Linked DNA regions of Homo sapiens: region 1 is linked to region 2. The links are chromatin loops, found by intact Hi-C in ENCODE. Cell type or tissue: PC-3. All regions are shown on one strand.

What was found. Hi-C counts contacts between places; a loop is a spot of excess contacts. Peaks named below come from ENCODE experiments on the same cell type or tissue, not always from the same donor. Only the 100,000 strongest peaks of a DNase experiment are listed, where the experiment ranks them.
Region 1: a loop joins it to region 2, with 3 times the contacts of the local background. A loop is called at or near these places in 2 of 110 quality-filtered maps.

Annotation. Positions count from the first base shown.
Region 1 is chr2:234,198,506-234,206,505 of GRCh38, reverse strand. It overlaps LOC105373932 (a long non-coding RNA gene), which reads right to left and starts at 5,969. Exons shown (of 3, transcript XR_001739236.1): 1 at 5,449-5,969; 2 at 4,727-4,958; 3 at 3,891-4,096. In PC-3, no CTCF peak of the experiment used is centred here; DNase peaks (open chromatin) are centred at 1,805 and 3,005; H3K4me3 peaks cover 416 bases; H3K27ac peaks cover 2,660 bases.
Region 2 is chr2:234,304,101-234,312,100 of GRCh38, reverse strand. No RefSeq gene overlaps it. Among named protein-coding and RNA genes, the nearest start is that of LINC01891, 150 kb to the left of the region's middle. RefSeq lists an enhancer at 2,919-3,058. In PC-3, a CTCF peak has its summit at 3,698; DNase peaks (open chromatin) are centred at 3,140 and 6,980; H3K4me3 peaks cover 350 bases; H3K27ac peaks cover 4,041 bases.

The sequences.
Region 1 (8,000 bases), 110 kb after region 2:
CACAGGGTAAGGCAGTAGACAGTAACCAAGGGCATAAGCTGGAGCTATTTTTGATTGGGTGGTTGCAGAAATATGTCTCAGGAGGTGACTGACAGAGACCTCCGTGAAGAGTAGGCCCAGTGGCTGTATGGGAGAGGAGAGTTCTGTTGGAAGAAAGAGCACAGGCTTAGGATAAGGTCTTGATAGGTTTGAGGAACAGCTAAGCCATCAGTGTGACAGGGAGACCTGTAAGAAATGAGGTACTGAGGTAGCCAGGAACCAATGCATAGCAGAGGACTTTAAAGTGGTGCGTGGTCATTGTCCAAATTTTCCCATATGGGTCTAGTTTATACCTGCTGACTGCTCCATAATTAATAGTGCTCCTTTCTTCCTTATACAGAAGAACCAGAACTTTATATACAATCCATAAGCAAAATTAAATTCAAGCAGGATTGTAGATCTAAGCATGAAAGCCTGTAGGAAAAAAAAATCACAGGAAAATAATTTCCTGAACTTGTGTTAAGTAAGCAAGGATTTTCAAGTCAAGATACCAAGCATAGTAGCCATAAATAAGGTGAACTTGTATTAAGCAAGGATTTCCTAGCCAGAGTACAAAGAGTGGTAGCCATATATTAATAAATTGAACTTGATCAAGAAATTATTAACATCAGAAGACTATGAATAAGCCTGGGATATCTTGTCCATAAATCAAGGAAGTGTTAAAAGACCACCCCCCTCCAACATGACATGTGCAAACTGGCATCAAGGACCTTCCATTGGTGAAGTTTAGGACAGTTCTGTTTCTCAAAAGAATAGAAACAAAAGTGAATAAAAACATAATGAATATAAAGTGAAAACAGGAGTCCATACTGTACTAAACATATAAATTAATGAATAAATAAAAGTAAAACATTTTTTATAGTAGAATGACAACTAGTACACATAAAAGGCATGATGAGTTGAAAATTGCCATTTTTATAACCACTATATTAATAATTACTTCAGGCAAGAATTTGGGTGAATCTTTACTGGGAAATATGATATCAACATGGTGTTAATCTCCCAATCAATTATGTATTAATTACATGGAAAGAAAATGAATCTTTTTAATGGAGAAATCTAGTTGACACCTCTCTGTCTGAATGATCAGAATGATGTCACAAGCTTTCTGAAGTGATGCATTGAGACGTGGACACAGCCTCAATTATGAAATACTCTGAGAAAATAAGTACCTTTAATTTAGTCTCAGAGAAGAAACCAGAAATAGCCAAATTAGAGCACTTTCTACAACATGAATATGCTATATTCTTAAAAAATGTCAATATCATAAAAAAACAAAAAAGGCTAAGAACCTATTTCAGATTAGAGAAGACTAAACAGATGTGAAAACTAAATGCAGCATGTGATAGCACATTACGAGAAAATGCAACATGTGATGCCACATTAGGAGAAAATGCAGCATGTGATACCACATTAGGAGAAAATGCTATTCCAGAGACATTATTGAGATAATTGCCAAATTTTTATGATAATATGTGATATAATATTAATATAAAAATGTTAAATTTCTTGGATTTGATATAGTAATTTTGAAAGAAAATGTCTTTGTATTCAAGATATACTTAAGTATTCAGCAACAAAGGGTCATGGTGTCTACAGCTTACTCTCAGTGATTCAGAAAAAAGCTGATCAGTACATAGGTAGGTAGACAGAAAAATACAACAAATGTGGCAAACATTTTACAGTAGAATGGCAACTCATAAATGTAGAAGGCAAAATAGAGTTGATTTTGCAACCACCATAGTAATAATTACTCCAGATAAGAATTTCGGTGAATATTGACTGGGGAACATGATATCAACATGATTCATTCTCAATGATTCACAAAAAAGTTAATATATAGAGAGATGGAGAGAAAAATACAACAAACATGATTAATGGTTAACAACTGATGAATCTAGATGAAAAGATCTATGAGTATTCAGTAGGAAATTCTAGCAACTTTTTTGTAGATTAACATTTTTTCAAAATTAAAAATTAAAAAAATATAAAAGACAGAAATTAAAAAATTAAGCCGAAGGAAAAAATCTAGTAGAAAAATGAACAAAAGTTATTGAATAATTGGCTGATAAGTACTTGAAAGTGGGGGTTCACATCATTAATCATGAAGGACAGAATTAACAGTATCCAGTAAATAAACTGTGGATTGTTATGAATACTATACAGCAATGAAAAGAAACAAGCAATTGCTGAACAACAATATGGATACAATGCACAAACCTAACAGCAATTAAAAAAAAAAAAAAAAACACCCAGACCAAAGAGTATATAGCATGTGATCCATTGATATAAAACTTCAGGGATGGACAAACTCATCTATGAATTTAGAAATTGGGGCCTACAGGGGCTTCTAGGGTGCTGCTAATATTTTGATTCTCTCTCTGAGTGCTGATTACACCAGTGGGTTCACATTGGGAAAATCAATCCCACTATATGCTTCTTATGTATGTTTGTTTCTTTATGTTACTATAATAAGTAAAACATTTTTTAAATAAAAAAGTAGGGTGTTTTTTGTTTTTTGTTTCTTGGTTTTTTTGAGACAAGGTCTTTATCTGTAATCCAGGCAGGAGGGCAGTGGCACAACAACAGCTCACTGCAACCTCTACCTCCTAGGCTCAAGCAATCCTCCCACCTTGGCCTCCCAAGTAGCTGGGACCACAGGCATGCGCCACCAGGCCTGGCTAATTTTTTTAAATTATTTTTTTAGAGACGGGGGCATCTCACTATATTGCCCAGGCTGATTGCAAACTCTTGGGCTCAAGTGATCCTCCCATCTTGGCCTCCCAAAGTGCTGGGCTTACAGGCACACACTGCACCCAGCCTAAGAATAATCTTATACTGGAAAAAAAACCTTTCATTTCAAACTCAAAAGAAGAGAAATAGCAGTCGTTTGCCAGCTTACTTCACTCTCGCTCATTTCCTGAAGTACAGACTGGATAGTCCCTGCTGTTTGCTCTGGAAATGGAAAAAGATGAGTCACGCTGATGAATGCAGCATAGTTTTGAGAGGAGCTTTGAGTAATTCCCACATGAAAAAGAACCCGAAATTAATCACTGGCTATTAACACAGGACAAGTGTTTGAATTAGTAGCCAACAAAATAAAACAAAACGTATTCAAACTTGTTTGGAACAGAGGATTTACACTTGAGACGTGTGTTCCAGACACAAGAAGTGTGTCTTCACACTGCATCAGCAGGAGTTCCACCAAGCACGGGCTCAAGGCTGTCAAGGCTATTTCAACTGCACAGACAGCACCAAGCTGCCACACAGACGGCACCAGGCTGCCACACACACGGATCTAGGAGTTTCAGTCTTGAGATTTGTAACTGCGATACTACGAATTGCTTTTTTAAAATTCTAGACAGGGCTCAATGGCTCACACCTGTAATCCTAGCACTTTGAGGGGCTGAGGCGGGAGGATCACTTGAGGTCAGGAGTTTGAGACTAGCCTGGCCCACAAAAGAAGACCCTGTTTCTACAAAAGATAAAAGAATTAGCCAGGCATCGTGGTGTGCACCTGTAGCTCCAGTAACCTGGGCGACTGAGGCAAGAGGATTGCTTGAACCCAGGAGTTCAAAGCTGCAGGGAGCTGTGATTGCACCACTGTATTCCAGCCTGGGTGACAGAGAAAGACCCTGTCTCAAATAAATAAATAAATAAATAAATAAATAAATAAATAAATATTCTATCAGTATCCCATAGTTTGATTTTTACCCTTAGCATTGGTAGCTAATGACAGCAGAAAGTATTAATAGATTACAAAAGCATGGTACTATTAACCTGAGAAGACAAAGTGAAATTTAAGAACACACCCTCTAAAAGCAAGACCTTCAGTCCAGTCTTACCATTGCATCCTGCAGTTGGAGGACCTGAAGTCTCGGAAATGTTGTCCAGGAAGTTCACCTCAAAGTCTTGCTGAACAGCAGTACTTGGGTGGTTTCCCATTATTTGGGGTCTCCCCCATGTCCAGAATTTTGATTGGTCAGCACACCCAGAGCTGCCCAGTCTCCTTCTAGCTAAATTCAGCAAATCCTGGAAATTGCTTGAGAATGCCAACCTACAAATTTACAATGAGAACCAAGGAATGAATTTCATAAAGTTGAATACATTTATGGTCATCCCATTAACAAGTCTATATAAGAAAACAATATATAAATGCAAGATTACTTTGTGAGCATAGAATAAAAATAGAAGCAATTAACTGGATGTTCTTAGTGGCTAAAATCAAGGCCCATAATGGCCAGGAAGATAGGGTTTAGGTAGTTATAATGTATGTCGGGCTCTTCTTTAAAGAGGGCAAAATTCAGGTTCAGGATGGGTTTGGACCTTGGTCCTGCCTGTTTCTGTTTGCATCACCCAGAGTAAATCACCAGATCTACATGAACCTGTGTCCTGATCTATACAGTGTTGATGTTTGTGCCTATTGCCAGGATGAGTGGAAGGACTGAGAGTTGAGACCTGTTAGGCTGCACACACATACTACATGACCAATCTCAGTCTGCTCTAGCCCTTGTCACTTCTCGGGTGCCAAGGCTCACATCCTTTGCAGTATGCAGTGTATACCTGTTCCAAAGGGCGGTATGATCAGAATCAGTGTTGTTCCAATGAATGAGATTCCCTCCAGGGTGCCAGGCATCCCCCAGGGCACATACAGGCCTTGAAGTATTGGTCTTCCTTCAGTGCCCACCTTGCTATTTCAGGTGATGTCACAGGCTTCCTGCATGTGGATGTCACAGACTCCTGGTTTACTCCCTGGTTTCTTTGTTGAGATGAATTCACTGATTCCTATTCCACGTGGATAGATCTTGATGGCCTTTCCATAGCTTACCAGTTTCCTCTTCCTTGGGTCCTACTGGGCTTTCTTTCTTTTACCCCAAGCCAGTATCTTGGTTTCTGCCAGTGTTGGAAATTTCTAGAAACTGATACAATTCGTGCAATAGGACTTGAAGTGCCTTGGAGGACAACATTGGCCCCACTCCAGCCCAGTTTGCTGTGTATGAGATATCTACAGCCTTCATTCAGAATACCAACCCACCACGACATGCAGCTGTAGGTGTTTAGGTAGCTCCTGGGTCTGTGGGTTGGCTGGGGTCAGCTAGCCTGGACTCAGCTTCAGTGGGGTGGCTCTGCACTGTGGGTCTGTCCTCCTCCTAACACTGGTAGGCCAGCTGGTCATACATATCCTTGGGAAGTGGCAGAAGTACACAGGTACAAGCAGAAACACATATGCACACTCGTGCCTGCTGCATCAAGTGGGCTAACAACCCCCTTGGCCAAAGCAAATCACAGGGTTCAGCCCATCATAAAGATGTGGGGAAGTTTCCCTGCCCATTGTGGGTGAGCACTGAGAAGCTACATGGTAAAGGGAGCAGATACTGGGAAGAACACCACATTCCCATTTGTTCTTACCTGTTTCCCAGCTGGTCAGAGGCTCTCATACCTTCGGTGCCTGGCACCAGTTCCCCTGAAGGTCCCTGCCAACCCTCATCCTGCCCTTATTCTGTGCTGCAATTGGCCACTTCTACTCATGCTCATGTCTCCCCTTGCTCCCCTTGCTCCTCATGCTCAGCTCCCCTCTCAGAGCTGCTGACTTCCATGGCCCCCAAATAAGTAGGGTCCCCCATTTCCTTCTTTCACACTGCTCTGAAGTTTTCCTTCCTAACACTTACTTCTGGGGCGAAAGGAAGTAAATTCTAGAATCAGAGGACCTCCACAGGCCTCTAAGGACCTGGGGATTCTCAGGTCTACATTTCTCGCTTTAGTGATGCATAGTCTGAGGCTCTGGGTGGATGGAACTCATGCTTACTTGGCTGGTGAGGAGTGGTCGAGAAAAAAATTTAATTCTGCTAACAAAGGCCGCAGGAGAAAAATGGACAGAGATCCTGACTAGCCAACTCATACAAGAAACACAAGCACTCAATGAGCACATAAAGAAAATAATATTTTACTTGCATTCATAACCAAATAAATAAAAGCAAATCATGTATATGTATATATGTAATTTTACTGGCTATAAATTTTCCGAACACTGAAATAACAAGCACATTTGGAGTTTATATAAAACATTAAATAGTACTGATGAATACTATGAATATTCAACTGGAATAGGACAACTAGAATAGTCCCTCAATGTGTTCCTTTGGTTAGTTTTTTTAGTTTATTTTGGAGGGGGGAGCATGTTAGTTTCAGCTCATCAGCAATATTTATGCCCAATGATCAGTTTGAAAAAAATGGAGCTGAGAGCCGCAGACAGAGACAATCGATCCACAGAAAACAAAGCAGGCAATCCATTGTTGCTAAGAAACGTCATCCTTAAAGGAACAGCAACTTAACTCATGCCCATCTGAAAACTTGGTCCAGATATTCCAAAGAGGAAGGGGAACCTACTCCAGGGTGAACCTGCTCCAGGGTGAACCTAACTCATGCCCATCTTCAAACTTGGTCCAGATATCCTGAAGGGGAAGGGGAACCTGCTTCAGAGTGAAGAAACCAGTTTGAAGTGGTAAGCAGGGACATGGATCCAGGTAGACACAGGCAGGAAAGATTCTGCAGGAAAGGCTTACATGCAGAATAAAATAACAAGAACTGACTTTGGAAACCTGTTGCATAAAATCAGTACAAATTCATAGACTATCTAAAGATAAACCTACCTGTCATCTTTAAGCCATGGCAACTAGAAACACTGCATTTTATAAAGTAACTGTGCAGCTTCGACTAAGACATAATTAAGCAGTAATTATCTGTTAGCCTTGGAGGACAGGGCTGGCTGGACAGATAGGTAATGGCATTATGCAGGGAGTGTAGTGGCTATCGTCATTTTCTTTTTTTTTCTTTTTTCTTTTTTTTTTTTTTTTTGAGACGGAGTCTCGCTCTGTCGCCCAGGCTGGAGTGCAGTGGCACAACCTCGGCTCACTGCAAGCTCCGCCTCCCAGGCTCACATCATTCTCCTGCCTCAGCCTCCCGAGCAGCTGGGACCACAGGCGCCTGCCACCACGCCCGGCTAATTTTTTGTATTTTTTTAGTAGAGACGGGGTTTCACCATGTTAGCCAGGATGGTCTCGATCTCCTGACCTCGTGATCCGCCCACCTTGGCCTCCCAAAATGTTGGGAGTGAGCCAACAAGCCCAAAGTGGCATGAGCCATGGTGCCCAGCCAGCTATCGTCATTTTCATTAGACACCTGGCAGAAGGCAATGGAAACCTTCCACAGAAAGGCTCCTCCTTCCCCCCAGGGAGACGAGGGTGTGAGATGCTGCAGATACAGGGCTTCCAGTTAGAAGCACAAGATTATCTGCCCTGTGGTTTGGTCCACTAAGACAAACTGGAATTTGTGACTCTTTCATATATACGAACTGATGAAGAGTCAGACCTCAAAGCTTGAGCTCTGGACAAGTGTGTAGAAAGAAACCAAGACTTAGCCAAAAGAAATCAGACCTCCTTGCACTGATAGAATGGACCAAAGCAGGATGGACCGCACAGGAGAGAATTGCAGAGCCTAGAGCTGAGGAACACAGGTCAACTGAACTGTGCTCTCAACCACACTGGCCCAGGAAGACCACCACTTCCTCAGGATGGTGGAGCTGCAGAAAGACACGTACGCGGGCTACAGGTCCTTGATGCACCCTTGCGTATGTATAGGCGTGATGAATTCTAGGTGGCTGTCTCATCAGCGTGGCTTCCATTATTCTTAAAAAAGCATTTTCTTACTTTCATAAAGATGTCCAGAATTTTCTTTTTAATTCCTTAGTGGTGTTATCTATATATAGCTGGATTAGATAGACCCTACTTGCTAATGATTATCACCATTTCCTGATGCCCAAATGTGTGAACCTAGAAAATTGCCTATAGGTGCTCTGTAAGTTTTCTGTCGGTAAGGAAGGAAGGAAAGAAGAAGAAGAGGAAGGAAAGAAGGAGAGAAGGAAAGAAGGCAAGGGAAGGGAAGGGAAAGGAAGGGAAGGGAAG
Region 2 (8,000 bases):
ACAAAAATTAGCCTGGAGAAGGGAGGGGATCAGAAAAATGCCACAAGTCATTTTTGCTATGAAGTCTCCGAACTCTAGCTAGGTTTAATGGTGCAACATCTGCATATTTGTATTTGTCTGTTTTCTTGCTGCTGATAAAGACATACCTGAGACTGGGCAATTTACAAAAGAAAGAGGTTTAATTGGACTTATAGTTCCGCATGGCTGGGGAGGCCTCACAATCATGGCAGAAGATTTCACTGGGAAATTCATTAAAGCTTTCGAGGAAAAGAGACTTTCCATATTTTATAAACTCTTCCAGATAACAAAGAAAATTATAATATCATTTTTAATGTAAATAATCTATTTTTTTAATATCAGCAACTTTGGCAAAGACAGCATGTTATTAATAAAATTGCAGACATCCTAAATAAAACACTTGAAAATAAATTCATAGATATGTTACAATATTTCAGTATGTCATTGAAGGCTTATTCCAAGAAGACAGAGTAATATTAATATAATGGTAGGAAATCTATTAATGCATACTTTAAAATACAAAATAAAAAAAAATAGATGCTGAAGAAGTATTTAATAAAGCTTAACTATCATTGTTATTTTTAAAAACCCTCTTAACTAGATATTATAGGATGACATCTTATACCAACGAGACAATATTATACTTTAAGAGAGAAAAGTTGAAAGCGGCTGGGCATGGTGGCTCTTGCCTGTAATCCCAGCACTTTAGGAGGCTGAGGCGGGTGGATCACCTAAGGTCGGGAGTTCGAGACCAGCCTGACCAACATGTAGAAACCCCGTCTCTACTAAAAATACAAAATTAGCTGGGTGTGGTGGTGTGTACCTGTAATCCCAGCTACTTGGGAGGCTGAGGCAGGAGAATTGCTTGAACCCAGGAGGCAGAGGTTGCAGTGAGCCAAGGTCACACCATTGCACTCCAGCCTGGGCAACAAGAGTGAAACTCCATCTCAAAAAGAAAGAAAGAAAAGAAAAGTTGAAAGCATTTCCAATAAATTCCGAAATACCTGCCATTTCCTATTGTCTAATGTAGCTCTAAAAGTTCGGGGCAATGAAATAAGTCCAGAAACAGCAATACAAGGTATAACTTTTTAAGTCAAGAAGACAAAATGATCTATATTTGCCTGTGATATGATATTTAATTTGTGACTCTAGGAAACTTTAATTACAAATTAAAAACTATTAAGACTAATAGAAGAACCCATTAAAAAGAGACGAGGTTTAAGTTAATGAACACAAATCAATGGTTATAAAACAGCCTAAATCGAGTTCCTCAAGGCAGGTGGCTGATCAACATGGACTAGAAAGGGCTCCTTGCTGGGCCTTCACAAAGGAGAGTGATGGTCAGAGGCTGGAAGACTGATGTTGCTGCTTCACAGTAGATATGGGCCAAGACATTATAAACTGTCATATTCTGAAAGTGTTGTGTGTTCCGAAGCCTTCTCTCTGTTGATGATTACTGTTACCCTCTGTTGGTGTCTCCATAGAGATTATTGCTTAAAAAAAAATAAGAAAGCCGACCTGCGGGTTAGTCTTAAGAAGGTGTGTCACTTGCTTCCTAGAGTCCCAGCCCCAGAGGAGTGGTTGGTGCAGCGCCATCTGGACCATGCAGCCACCACAGCGAGTTGGGGGTGACAATTTGAGTCTAAGGGAGTGATCCTGGGAGCTCAGCAGGAGAAAAGCCCAGGAGTTGTTCCTGGATATATTGCTTGCAAATCTCCAGGCAAGCTCAGCTGTTTCAGCGGATGAGTGTTTCCTGACGTGTGGGCACCTGCTGCTGGTTCTGTCCCCTTTCTCCAGTGTCCTTTAGAGTGTGCCTGGGGATAGAAGCAGTGTTATTTCTCCCTTGGCTTCAAGCAGGAAAAATATTCTCATACAGTGTTGTCTGAAAGAGTGATTTTCAAAATTGTGGGTCATGACTCGATAGAGGATAGAGAATCTGTGTAGTGGATTTTGAGAAACTTTTTAAAAAATACAACTAATGGAAGAGAAGATAAAATGCCGAAGGACTTCACACGCAGTAAGGGCATGCGCTGTTTTGTGGCATTTCGGTTTCCTGGTTTGGGAAGAAGAAGCAGATGGTCTACACCACTGGAAGGCACAACTCCATAGACAAGGGGTTCCTGGACAAAAAGTTGATAGTAGCACCAGAAAGGTAGAAGCAGAAAGCAAACACATCCCACACACCTGGAGGCACCGAGGCAAGAGCTGTTCAGGTCATGGCCTTGGTGTAATCCTTGCCTTCTCTTTTCTCTCATGCTCTACATGTAAACCATATACAAAATTTGTCAGCTTGACCTGCACTCTATATCCAGATTCCAATCACTTCTCACCATTTACTCTGCAAAGTGGCAGCTGGAATATTTATATGGTTTGGCTGTGTCCCCACCCAAATCTCATCTTGACTGTAACTCCCACAATTCCCATAAGGGGAGGTGATCGAACTATGGGGGTGGGGGGCGGTCTTTCCTGAGCTGTTCTCATGATGGTGAATGAGTCTCATGAGATCTGATGGTTTTAAAAATGGGAGTTTCCCTGCACAAATTCTCTTTCTTTGCCTGCTGCCATCCACGTAAGACGTGACTTGCTTTTCCTTGCCTTCCGCCATGATTGTGAGGCCTCCCCACCCATGTGGAACTATAAGTCCAATTAAACCTCTTTCTTTTGTAAATTGCTCACTCTCAGGTATATCTTTATCAGCAGCATGAAAACAGACTAATACAAATATGCAGATGTTGCACCATTAAACCTAGCTAGAGTTTGGAGACTTCATAGCAAGGACGACTTGTGGCATTTTTCTGGTTATTTGCCATTAAATTGTGAGCCAGTGAACTGAAAGGCAGCACACTTAAAAGAGTCATTTTATCCACTGTTCTCTTTCATTTAACTGACGATCTCCTCTTTCTCCCTGTGATGCTGTAAACCCCATGTCTTTTGTGAAACTGGCTCTGTAATCAGACCATGGCCCATCCAGCCTTGAAGCTCTCTCCTGCTTACAGATGGGGTTTTGACATTATGCCTTTGGGTTTTGTGGCACAGAGATTTCCACTTCTTCCTCATGAGCCCAAGCAAGCGTGAGCTGTCTCAGCTACTTGGAGATTGACGTCAATCTTTCCGCATGAGCCAGGGGAAGCTGCCTCATTTGTTTGCCCTGTGGCTTCTCTACTTTTCAAAAAAGGGAAATCAGTTCTTCTCTGAGTCATGTTATATTTTTTGTGACCGATAGTAAACCTCTGAGAAATATCTCTAGACGTTACACAGTTCAAATCAGTCACTTATAAAATTAAGCATTATGCTCTCTCTCCTTCTGAAAAGTCCAGACAAAGAGCATCAGATTTCAGAGAAGAATCTGCTCTTCAGAACAAGGGCTAACCTTGCATGTGCAGTTGTCAGGTAAAGATAGATCAGCCCTACTCACATGGCTGTAACCATCCACAATTTGGTTTCTCTGTGCAAGTTCCTCTGGTTAAGAAGCCTGGGATACCCAGGGAGATGCTGGGTGATGGGCTTGCACACAGTATCGTTGGCGGCTTCCTAAGATGTCAGGCTGAGCATATCCATGTTTCGATTTTGGTGTCAGCCATCAGTTGCTTTTAGGCTTACAGCAATTCTCTATTTTATGAACTCAAACAAAATTACAGAAGGAAAGCTGTCAATTACTTTTCTTTACTTTCTGAATTAGAGTGTCCATCCCTAGTCCTCCACCAGACACCACTGTAGGCAAACAAAGCATCTTACAAATGATGCATCATCAAGATGCACAGGGAATTTTTTTTTTTTAAGAACTACAGGAAAAAAATCAGTCACATGTTTAGCATTTTCCCTGGAACAAATTTATTTTGCTGTTACAGTGGTCGGTGGCCTGCGGTGTCTGTCCTTGGTATTTGGACAAGGAGATGCCTGCTCAGTGACTAAGCTGGGGTTCTCCACATCAGCAAGGCCCTCACTCAGGATTGGCCATGGATATGGACCGACCCCACTGCACCTTTAGAGTCCAACAGCTTTCCTTCGCAAGATGGCCCACTGGAGGTGAAGGTGGATTCTGTTGCCCTGGATCCCAGGAAGTTAACTTGTTCCTATGTGAGTCAAACCTTGGGTCTGATCTCAATTGTTTCCAACCATAAGCAATTGGTCTAGTGTTCGATGCAGGGCATGCTCAGAGCTGTCTGGTTATTTGTCCACACCTTGCTTGGCACATGTGTTATTTTGGAGAAAACTTCCTTTCTGCCTGAGAAGCAGGCAATGAAAGGGAGCCTCCACTGGTAGACAAGACTCTCATTCTCAGGCTTTGCTAACCTCCAAGGCAGAGTTTGTGCCTTGTTTCTCTGAACCCGAATGGCACCTATTGAGTTCCTTTTTTATAGCACCCGTTAAGTTCCTCTCAAGTTCTCTAACTCTAACCCTAACTCTAGTAGCATATATCACTTACCTTATTGTAACTGTTGCTTCCTCATTACATTGTAAGTTACTTGCAGGTGGATATTTAGTGTTAATTCATGTTGGTATCCCCAAGCTTAACATAGTAGCCACTTGTATCAGTTACCTCTTGCTGTGTAACAAATTATCCCAAACTCAGTACCTTAAGACAATGAGCACTTATTATTGTGGCTTATGTGTCAGTGGATCAGCTGAGGGTTGGCTGCTGAGCTGTACTGAACTTGACTGACCTCAGCTGGGTTCATTCGTGCATTTGGGGGATCATCTGGGGTCACTGCTCTAGCCTGGGCTTGGCTGGTAGAATTTAGCTGAGGCAGCTCTGCCCCACACAGCTCTCATCCTCCTCACAGGACCAGTGACCTAGTCTGGGCATGTCCTTCTCATGGCCATGGCAGAAGATCAAAACAGAAAAAAAAAAAAAAAAAAAAAAAAAAAAAAAAGCATTAAGGTCTCTCGAGACCTAGGTTCAAAACTAGTAGTGCTCGGTCACTGTTATCTCATTCTATTAGACGAAGCAAGTCTCACGATCAAGGCCACCCCCAAGGTGGGAAAACAGACTCTGCCTCTTTGGGGTAGCAGGTACTGTATAGTCCACATGGCAATGGATGAGCCCATTAACTTAATTGGGCACACTCCTTGACTCATACCATTAGCAAGTTCAGGCTCAGCTTGGCGCCAGTTCTTTTCTCAGTCAGAGGGGATTCAGCTGGGTGCAACGACTCACACCTGTAATGCCAGCTACTCAGAAGGCTGAGGTGGGAGGATCACTTAAGGCCAGGAGTTCAAGACCAGCCTGGGCAATGTAGTGAGACCCTGTCTCTAAAAAAGAAGGGGAGGGATTAAAGGATTCCTTCTTTGGTGCAAACCCAGCATTGATCCAAGCTTGCTTCGTGGAAGCCGTCTAGTTAATATCTGGCACCCAGCCTAGGAGGTGATTTGAAATGGGTAGGAGGGGCTCATAATATCCGGGGATGAGACTCCTGTCCTGAAACCACTCCTGCAAGCTAGGACTTGCTGAGTCCTGAGAAATAGCACTGCTGCTCCCTGCCTGGAACTTTACACATGCCCTGCTCTGAGATTCCTCTTTGTTACGCTCCTACCACCATCCAAATCACCTGCCATTCCTTGTTGGACATTTGTTACCAAAGGCTAAGCATGAAGGTCTTGTCTACCAGTGGAAGCCCCTTTCCTTGCCTGCACCTGAGTCTTTTGCCTGCTTTCATGGAAGTGTCAAGTGTGAGGTCTTGAAATTCAGGCTTTGAATGTCCAGTTTTCAGTAGTCTGTTCTGCTGTATGATAAGCAGCCAAACAGAAACAAAACAAGAATAAACTTTGCTTTTTAAAAACTGCTTTCCTAAGTTTCTTTTTGTCATATTAAGAGCCTAATGTGATGAGAGAACTTTCCACTGAGAAGACCAAACAGTAACAGATAATGTAGGTTACTTCCCTGAAATCAACCACCAAGCAAGTAGACGAGTCCTGACCAAAACCTTGGTCACCTGATGACCAGCTTAGATTCTTTTTCCTGTCCTCTGGCTCTTCTCGTGGTTAGTAAAATTCCTAACAGCGACTGACTGAGGCAGGAACATCATAGTAAGGAATGCACCATGTGTTAATGAGTGCATTTAGGAATCCTGCTGGCCCCTATCCTTTTCACATCCACATGTCTGTCCTGACTGCATGAGGCATCAGAGAGATTGTAAAAGGCGGATCACCCATGCCCTTAGAAATTGCCTATGGCAGTGGTTCTCAAAGAGTGTCCCCAGGGCATCCACATCAGCATCACCTGTTTACCTGGCCTCCACCCCACAGCTACCAAATCAGAAATTCTGGGGATAGTGTGCCCAACAGTCTATGTTTTCACAAGCCCTCCAGGGGATACTAAGGAATGTTCAAGTTTGAGAACCACTGATCTAGAGATCTAAACCATCACCAGCCTAGCAGTGATGGCTTTGGTGGTATATGGGGTGTCTGAAACAAAGTTTTCCTTAAATGCACCAAGAAACCCTTCCCATCTCTACCAGTATTGTAGTCAGACACAAGAATGCAGCATGGATTTAAGAAATTTGGAGGGTTTTTGTTGTTGCTTTAATTTGGTGGGCACAGGTTGGAAACTGTGTAGAGGGATATGGAAACACTGCAAGGATTGCCCCTCTGAGTAATGGGACAAGATAATCAAAATCAAAACCCTTTTGTGTTTTGTGACATTCCTAGTATTTCCTAGCTCTCTCTAGTTCTTTCCTAAGTGTAGGTTCTTATCTTGGTCCCTTTTAGCAATTATTCTCAGTTGTATTATTTCTGGCACAGAATATGTCTAATCCCAAAACAGAGCACATCAGTTATGCAATATTTAATGCTAAGTGACACTGGTTCATCCCATGTGTGGCACTGGGGAAGGGAGGGACTCGCCATTGTGTCGAACATGCCTGCTGGGGAGCAGGAATGTGAAGCTGATTCAGCAGAGGCAGGGCAAATACTGTTTACCCTTTCCTTAAAGAATCAGCCTGGGTCGCCTTCCAGGCAGGCCACCATGTGCTTACCTCTATGGTAGGAGTTGTCACCGAGTGTTAACAAGATAATAAGCCTTCTGAATGCCTGTTTAGCTCCCATCTGCCCTGACTCCTTGAGCAGAGGGTTCATGATTCATGCCTTTGTATTCCAGCCCCGAAGGTTTTTTGTTTGTTTTGTTTTTTTTTTTTTTTTACATTTCAGAGGATTACACAATTACATTTTCTTACTTTCTGACCTGCAAATAGATACCTTAAATGGAATTTTAAAAAAATTATCAAATTAGGTATATCCAAAATGCAACAATTACGCATATAACAATTAATTCACAAAGTGCAATTTTACTGGGACATATCCTAAGAATTGAGGAACAGCCAGTCGGGAGAAATCTGACCAAATTTAGCAATCAACTATTTACAAATCCAAAATCAAAACTCTCTAAATTCCCAAACCAGAAGCTTGAAAGTATTTATTAAATCCCCACCAGACAAAAGAGAGTGATGACTAAAACCTATCCAGTCTTTACAGTTTCAATCCCAAATACTGAGCTATTTCCCCAGTCTGTAACTGAATGGCAAGCATCTGTTTGTCAAACGCCTACCCATCTAACCTTTACACCATTATGCACATAGAAAGGCTAAGTGTTCATTAATTAAAAAACAAGTAGTCATTAAATATCCATACTATTGGCAAAACCCCATCTCTACTAAAAGTACAAAAATTATCCGGGCATGGTGGCAGACCCCTGTAATCCCAGCTACTCAGGAGGCTGAGGCAGGAGAATCGCTTGAACCTGGGAGGTGGAGGTTGCAGTGAGCCGAGATCGCGTCACTGCACTCCACTCTGGGCGACAAGAGCAAGACTTCATCTCAAAAAAAAAAAAAAAAAATCCACACTATTCCCCCAGCCCACCAAGCCCTTACTGCAGTCCCAAATATGCAACTTGTGTCACATAGTGACAGATCATATTTCATATATATATATATACACATACACACACACACACATACAGGATTAGGTACAAATGGCAATTAACAATC